Linked DNA regions of Homo sapiens: region 2 is linked to region 1. A link is an interaction called in ENCODE POLR2A ChIA-PET data of the cell type or tissue named here. Cell type or tissue: OCI-LY7. All regions are shown on one strand.

Region 1 (4,000 bases):
GAATGGCCATCTACTATGTCCTAGGAATTGGGCTGGGCTGTGATTACCCAGTGCTAAATAAGATTGGTAGGGTTCCTGCCTTCTGGGAATTTGAATGTTGGAGAGGAATGATAGAGAGAACCAGGGGTGAAGGGTAAAGTGTCATGCAATTAACGATGGGGAAGCATGGAAGGTGACAGCAAGGCATTAAGTGAAGCCAGCAGAGTCAGGAAGACTTCTCTGAGGAGGTGACATTGAAATGGAAATCAGAACAATGATAGGAGTTAATCAGGCAAAAGAGTGTGACAGGAGTATCCTAGGCAGAAGGAAAATTATCTGCAAGCTTCTGGTGGCTAGGCAGAGCATGGAAGATTGGAGGAACTGGAAGGAGTGCAATGTGATTTGATCATAGAGCACAAGGAGGTGGGGCTGAGCACAAAACTAGAGAGACATTCAGGAGATAGATAGGGAGAGACCTGGTGGAAAGAGCTTAGAGTTTAGGAAGGCTATGTTCATAGTGACTGGAGCGTGGAATGTGGAGTTAGGCAAACTTGGTCTTAAATCCCAACTCTACCGTCCATTGACTGTGACATTGGCCATGCTCCTCAACATCGCAGACTCTCAATGTCCTTATATAAAGAATGGGGATAATGATGCCTATTTTTTTTTTTTTTGAGGAAGAGTCTTGTTCTGTTGCCCAGGCTGGAGTGCAGTGACATGATCTCAGCTCACTGCAACCTCTGCCTCCTGGGTTCACACAATTCTCCTGCCTCAGCCTCCCAAGTAGCTGTGATTACAGGCGCACACCACCATGCCCAGCTAATTTTTTGTATTTTTAGTAGAGACAAGGTTTCACTATGTTGGCCAGACTGGTCTCGAACTCCTGATCTCATGATCCGCCCGCCTCGACCTCCCAAAGTGCTGGGATTACAGGCCTGAGCCACCGTGCCTGGCTCAATGATGCCTATTTCGTTGGATTGCTTTGAAGATTAAATAAGTGAGTGCAGGAAAAGTCATAACATGTAAGAGCTTGATAAATGGTTATTATCACTATCAATTCCAAGAACAATCGGGAGATGCTATTGCTGTCTGGAGATGGGATTTATAAGGAGTAAGACTGGAGGCAGTGCTGTGAGTTAGGAGGTATTGAGAGTGGTGGCTGGAACTAGGAAACTGGAGGAATTAGTTGGGTGTTAATTGAGTAGGAAGTGAGAAGAAGGATATTCAGAGACTGAGATAGTCCTTGAGATTTGGAATGTAGGAATAGTGTTAAGTTCAGGATGAGTATGGTGGGGTTGGTTTGTACATAATGGTGAGGTCAGTTTGTACATGTTGTTATTATATTCATGAGGAATCAGTTGCAGAGAACAGACTTCGCGTTAGCTTGTTTGGCAGGAAGGGGTTTATCACAGGGTGTTAAATGGCTTGTAGAATTGTCAGGAGGTCTGAGGAAACAGAATCGAGATTGAGCTTTCAGGAGAAACCTATAATGCGACTCCTAGGAACTGGGCTGCTATAGTAGCTGCTGTCTCTTCAATAATCTTGCAATCAGGAAGCCTGCCCCTCTAGAACCACAAAACTGCTGCCGCGAACAGGAAACCACTACAATCAGGAAGCCGCTACTGCTGCCGGGCTCCAGAACCAGTGCACATCTGCAACAGACTACATCAGCAGAACGGATGCTTCTCCCCCACCACCTAGGCTCACCCCAACTACTAAGCTCGTATTTGAACATGAAAACCTCTGCAAACGAAGCTGCAGAAAAACCAAACACCTCCACAGCTGTCCTTGCTAGCTGGATGGACAAACATTCCAAAATTCTGTCCATTTCAGACTAAATAATACTAGAGCCTGAGCTGCAAAAGAATAAGGAAAGTATATTTTTAGCATTCCAACATGTGGAGCAGGAGAAGGCACACTAGAATAGTATTTTGGAAATGTGGGTTGTGACTTAAGAGAGCATCATAAAATCAATTCAGGTCTTCACAGTAAGTTATTATTTTTTTTTTTTTTTCTTAGTCCTCGTTGGCAACATGACCTTTCTTCTTCTGGGTCATGGTAGAAAAAAAACCTGGAAAGTCATTATACTATACATTGAGTGACAATCTTCCATCGCAGAGTTTCAGGGGAGAATTGTGAGAAGAGCCCATGAGGAATACAGACATTTGATCTTGGGGGAGAAATCTTCTGGAGCTGTGCTTGTCCTTCATGCTTTCTGGTGTTTGTTTACTCTCCAGGAAGAGAGCTAGATCCAGGGAAGCCCCAGAGTGCATTGAAAGGCATGTTTCAAACCTATGCTAATGAGGGCTGATTTCGCAGTGGCTTGGCAGAGCTGTAGCACATACCATGTTGGATTGTAAACTGACCTGGCACTCACTGGCACTTGGGATATGTGTGTTGAATGAATGTACAGAGCAGAGAAGTACTTAGAAAGTATGGAAGGAGCCATTCAGATTCCAGAGACTAAGCTCCAGGTCATGAGCTCTGATCACAGAGGTGTCTAAACCCTCGCTAGCCATGGTTAACTCAGTGTCTTTGTGACACCATTTATAATTTTCCAAGAGTATTTTTGCTGTATAGAAAAATGGCAACTAGGGGTGGGAGGTGTGCAAGAAGAAGATGTGCTTATTGTAGCTTTGTGTGTAACAGCAAAAACCTAAAAGCAAATTAAATGTTCTTGCATAGAAGAATGGACAAACTATGGTATATTCAAACAATTAAATATATAGTAGTTACTCTACAATAACTCTACTATCTAATTCCTTCTCAGAATCTCCAGTCACATAAAGGATGGCTCAGAGAATAGCCTAGTGCCCTAAGAGGTTTTGATGTGGACAAGAACTAAAAGGAGGAAGTGCTGAGGGAAGCTGGCAGAATCTGTCAGACAAGGGAGCCTCCCACAATTCCAGGAATACCACTTATTCTGGGATGGAAGGGACAAACCCTTAAATTAAGAGGATGGAGAAGTCAGCCTGTATCATCTCTAGAACACTCCTGAGAGATCTGCCAGGCTTGATGGAAGTCCCATTGGTTGGAAGCCCAGCAGGGAGCAGACACTTGCGAAGTCCTCGAGTGTGGTTAGTGAGAGAGCTGGCATTTGAGCCCAGTCTCATATTCCAATCTCCATTATTTCCCACCAGCCTTGATAGGGCCTCCTATAGCCTTTCTGCAATTCCTCAGGTCACGTCTTTCCAACCTTACTTTGGACAGTCCCCACATTTGGAGGTTTCCTCTGCTCTTCCCTGCTCTCGCCCCGGTCACTCTGGGATGGTGATTTGAATGTGAGACACAGGTGGTCTCTATCCTCTATAGACTCAGTACATGGTCAATATATGATTCAGAAAAGGGTTAGAGGCCAGGTGTGGTTGCTCACGCCTGTAATCCTAGCTCTTTGAGAGGCCATGGTGGGCAGATTGCTTGAGGTCAGGAGTTCGAGATCAGCCTGGCCAACATGGTGAAATCCCGTCTCTACTAAAAACGCAAAAATCAGCTGGGTGTGGTGGTGCGTGCCTGTAGTCCCAGCTACTCAGGAGGCTGAGGTAGGAGGATCACTTGAACCCAGGAAGGGGAGGCTGCAGTGAGCCAAGATAGCACCACTCCACTCCAGTTTGGATGACTCTACATTGACTTGTTATGTTTTTGTGAGCTCACTTACCATCTTCCTCTACAAGTTCTGCAAGTACACTGAGTGTGTGTGTGTGTGTGTGTGGTGGGGAGGTGGGGTTCAGAGGGTAGGAGCAAGGGAAGGAGCTCAAGTTGAGTTTTTACCAAAGAGGCATATGTTTTAGGTAGCCTGAGTTCCCAGTTAGATAAATTATTTATTTTACTTGCATAGATATCATTTTACTCATGGAGTATCATTTGCTCATAACATTCCCAGGGGCTGGTTAACCCTCAAGAGTAACAGAATTTAGTTTTAAACTTCCTGGGTTGCCTACTCCCTACATATCTATCAGTTGAGTTATTAATGATTATTCTCTTTTTTTGTTTGTTTGGTTACATTATTCATTTAAATGATGTA
Region 2 (4,000 bases), 1.4 Mb before region 1:
TTTTATTTTTTATTTTTCCATAGATTATTGGGGTACAAGTGGTATTTGGTTACGTAAGATTTTTAGTGGTGATTTGTGAGATTTTGGTGCACCCATAACCCGAGCAGAATATACTGCACCCCATTCGTAGTCTTTTATCTCTCACCCCCCTCCCATCCTTCCCCCGAAGTCTGCAAAGTCCATGGTATCATTCTTATGCCTTTGCGTCCTCATAGCTTAGCTCCCATGTATCGTTGAGAACATACAATGTTTGGTTTTCCATTCCTGAGTTACTTCACTTAGAAAAATAGTCTCCAATCTCATCCAGGTCGCTGCAAATGCCGTTAATTCATTCCCTTTTATGGCTGAGTAGTATTCCATCAATGATGAGTTTTTAAAAAGCTTTTGGTTGGCACATTAGGTTAGAGTGGAGATGCTGCAGCTAAGTAGGGACTTCATTAGGGTCAAGGCCTGGGCCTGGCTTATTTCTGTAGGTCCAGTGCAGGACCCAGGGCCTGGCGGATGGCAGATACTCAGTAGAATTTTGGTTGTGTGACTGACTGAAGGAGAACGACTTGGGTTGCCTCTGAGGCTTTGGAGTCTGGTCGTGGAGGAGGGGGGCTGGAGAAGTGTGCTGCCTGGAGTGGGCCCATGCACACAGGCTGGTGTCTGGGGTTGATTCCTTCTCAGTTGAGAGGTACTTCTGTGTCTCCCTTCTGTGCTCCCAGCCTGTATCCATGTTTCATTCCCCTCTGAGAGTATAATACATAGTAAGTCAGCAAGAGCACAGTTATCTAAGCCATGGGGAAAGGGACAAGTGAGGAAATGATGATGATATTAATAACCATGCTAGCTCTTTGAATGCATTGTATTAAGATCCTGACCTTACTTTATGTATTCTTCATAATAATAAATCTTCACTCTTTACCAGGGATCAAGTCTTTGTAGCTCACAATTTTAGGATTCAGAGGAAAGGGTGAAATTCAGGGCACACAATTTCCCTTAAACACACTTGGGATTGTCCAGAGGTTAAGGCTGTCACCAGGGTGCTGGCTTCTTAGTCCCCCTCCTCTGGCTGGGCTGCCAAGAGATAGCCCTTCAGGAGTGTTGGGTCATCCTGAGTTGAATAGGAGGGAGAGTTAAGCCATCCTGAGTTGAATAGGGTCTGGTGCCCTTCCGGAGCCCAGAGTGCCTGCCCGGCTGTGGTTGGCATGTTTCCCAGGGCTGCTGGTGCCCTTGGCATTGTCCCTGCCCTGTAAAGGTGACCTGGCCTCAGATTCGCCACTGCCAGGGCAGGGTGGCTGCCAGGGCTCGCCTCAGAATCTGGGAGCAAAGCCCTGTAATTACTGTATTTGGTCGGTGAAGCAGGTGTTGGAGGAGAAAAGGGTGATATGGGGGTTTGGACCAGACATCGGTAGCAGGTGGGAAGTAAATGAGTTTGCCTTCACAGAGCTCAGTAACTGGGTTGCAAGCTGTACTGTTCTAAAAAAAAAAAAAAATCAGTTTTACAGAGCCACTCCCACTAGCCACATATTATCCAGGGGTGGGTGGAGATTGGGCACAAGGGCATGACTGCTGCATAGGTTGGGTTAATCCTGCCTTGTATAATTTACTAGCCAAATGACCAGTCACCCTACCATTCCAGACCTCAGTTTCCTTGTCTACAAAATGGGGCTGAGCCGACTTTTCCTCTCTGAAGGCAGAATTATGTGTTGGGTACTTCAGGTGAGGCCCTTGGTGAGGATTCTGTGACAGCCCTGGGCCCCTGGGCTAGAGAAGGGAAGAAATCAATTTTTTAAGAAGTCCGAGACTGGGGGCCCAGGACCCAGATTTTGGCATTTACAGTTGGTACCCATCTTTACTTTTGGTCTATTTTGTTCCAGTCATCTGCTTGTCAGTCCTGCATGGTTTTGCCTTCTCTGCTGTAGGCTTAACCATGTTAAATTAGACTGTCTAGATCCAGGCTGGCCATGGGGTTTCATTCACAGCATGGTTTGAGACCGAGCAGCCCTGCCTATCCTTCTACTAACCCTGGTAGGTGGATTACTTGGAGGCTTAGGATTTGTGATAATCCCCTGACTACTCACACTGTGGTACAATCCACCAAGCTCTTTTCCATCAGGTCTCTTGTGTGAACCTCCCACTGGCCCTGGGGCAAGCGAGGCAGCAATCAGTATTATCTCCACTTCAAAGTGGAGAAAACTTTGATTCAGAGAAGGAAGGAAGCTGTTCAGGGTTACACAGACTGTCTCTGACTTGGGAAGTCAGTGATCAAGCTCGGGTGTCTTATCCAACTCAAATTCAGTGATGATCTTGAGACTGAGGATGGTGCTTTAAACAAAGGGTCCAGGGCCTGGCAGCACACATCCCTCTGGGACTGATATGTAGGGCCAGATCAGACAAGGAGCTATGTGACATCTTCCTTGTATCTGTTCCTCCTGTGCCCATCCAGGGCTCATGCTCATTCTACTCCTCTCTCCGTGACTCACAGAAGAGGCAGGAAGTGGTTTGAGTTATCATGGTTTGAGCGCTGCCCCCAGATTTGTCTATGATCAGTGGTCACTTGTCAGGGGCACGGGGGGAGTCAACTTGTTTTTCTTACCTTGCTTGGTGAGAAGGGGCTGGGGGTGGGAGGAGGAAGCAAGTGTGAAACCTTCTGAGGTGAGTTTTATCTCCGAGGCTGTGGGTGCGCGTTGGTGGGGAGCTTCCCTGAGGTATAGCTGGGGTCAGGCCACCTGTTCCCCCCTCGCTGCCAGGGCTGCTGGCAGCAGAAGACAGCCTGCACCCAGGACCCAGGCTGGGCACCCAGGTCAGTGAGGACCTGGTAGTTGCCCATACAGTAGCAGGAATGCCTTAGAAGGGGCCCAGGAGTGTGTGGAGCCTGACTGCTTTGGAGTTTCCCTCCCACCTGCTTGGTCCAGGAACCCCTGACTTTTTAGCGACTTTGTGTTTTGTCCCTCTGCCTACTAGACGGAATGTAACAAAAACCTGTGCACAGGCTGGGCATGGTGGCTCATGCCTGTAATCCCAGCACTTTGGGAGGCTGAGGCGGGCGGATCACCTGAGGTTGGGAGTTCGAGACCAGCCTGACCAACATGGAGAAACTGTGTCTCTACTAAAAATACAAAATTAGCCGGGCGTGGTGGTGCATGCCTGTAATCCCAGCTACTTGGGGGACTGAGGCAGGAGAATCACTTGAACCTGGGAGGTGGGGGTTGTGGTGAGCCGAGATCGGCCACTGCACTCCAGCCTGAGCAATAAGAGGGAAACTCCGTCTCAAACAAACAAACAAAAAAACAACAACAAAAACGTGTGCACCACCCCTTGTTCAGGGTGAGGGGTGTGTGTCCATCAGTGTCCCCTTAAAGAGGGACCCCTCCCCCCACACCGCCGTTGCAGCCTCTGCTGTCCTTCCTGGGGGTGGTCTTGTTTCTCTGTTTCTCTCTCTCTCTCCTTATGATTAGAATGATTTGTGAGTTGGTGGCCAAGCCGGAGTACCTCCTGGGTACAGTGAAGCCTGGGATTCCCAGAGTCCTATGGGGCACCTGACTCCCAAACTTGCTTTTCCAAGTGGAGAAATCACAACAACGAAACAACACTGAGTTTGCAGCTAACTTTTATCACACACTTACTAGGTCCCAGGCACTGTTCTAAAGACTCTAAGTGAACTTAGAGTATTTCATTTAATCTTCACTGTAACCCAGTGAGCTTGGCACTATTGTTACAGTTGAGGAAATCAAGACTCTGAGGGTGAAATAAGTTGCCCAAGCTCACTGAGCTGGTAAGCAGGGGAGCAGGATTTGAGCACAGCCACCTGGCTTTGAAGCTTGTGCGCTTTCCTGTGACCTGGGGCAGCAAGTGCCACTCCTTATTCTAGACTGACTGGAGTGGGCCAGGCTGCTCTAGCTCCCTTGGCTACAGAGGGAGGACTCCAGTACATCCTGGGAAAGCCTTTGGTCTCCGCTGCCACTGCTGCAGAGAGTGGATTTTTGTCTGTGGGGCAGGGAGGGAGGAAACAGAT

Evidence for each region. Peaks named below come from ENCODE experiments on the same cell type or tissue, not always from the same donor. Only the 100,000 strongest peaks of a DNase experiment are listed, where the experiment ranks them.
Region 2: POLR2A ChIA-PET joins it to region 1 with 5 read pairs; 1 of 35 experiments calls an interaction of 5 or more read pairs at or near these places.

Annotation. Positions count from the first base shown.
Region 1 is chr9:114,897,368-114,901,367 of GRCh38, forward strand. It overlaps TNFSF8 (TNF superfamily member 8), which reads right to left. Exons shown (of 4, transcript NM_001244.4): 4 at 3,778-4,000. Among named protein-coding and RNA genes, the nearest start is that of TNFSF8, 31 kb to the right of the region's middle. In OCI-LY7, no CTCF peak of the experiment used is centred here; a DNase peak (open chromatin) is centred at 1,604; H3K4me3 peaks cover 1,167 bases; H3K27ac peaks cover 1,631 bases.
Region 2 is chr9:113,509,939-113,513,938 of GRCh38, forward strand. All of the region lies in intron 12 of RGS3 (regulator of G protein signaling 3), which reads left to right. Among named protein-coding and RNA genes, the nearest start is that of RGS3, 48 kb to the left of the region's middle. RefSeq lists enhancers at 2,061-2,110, 2,361-2,450. In OCI-LY7, no CTCF peak of the experiment used is centred here; a DNase peak (open chromatin) is centred at 2,463.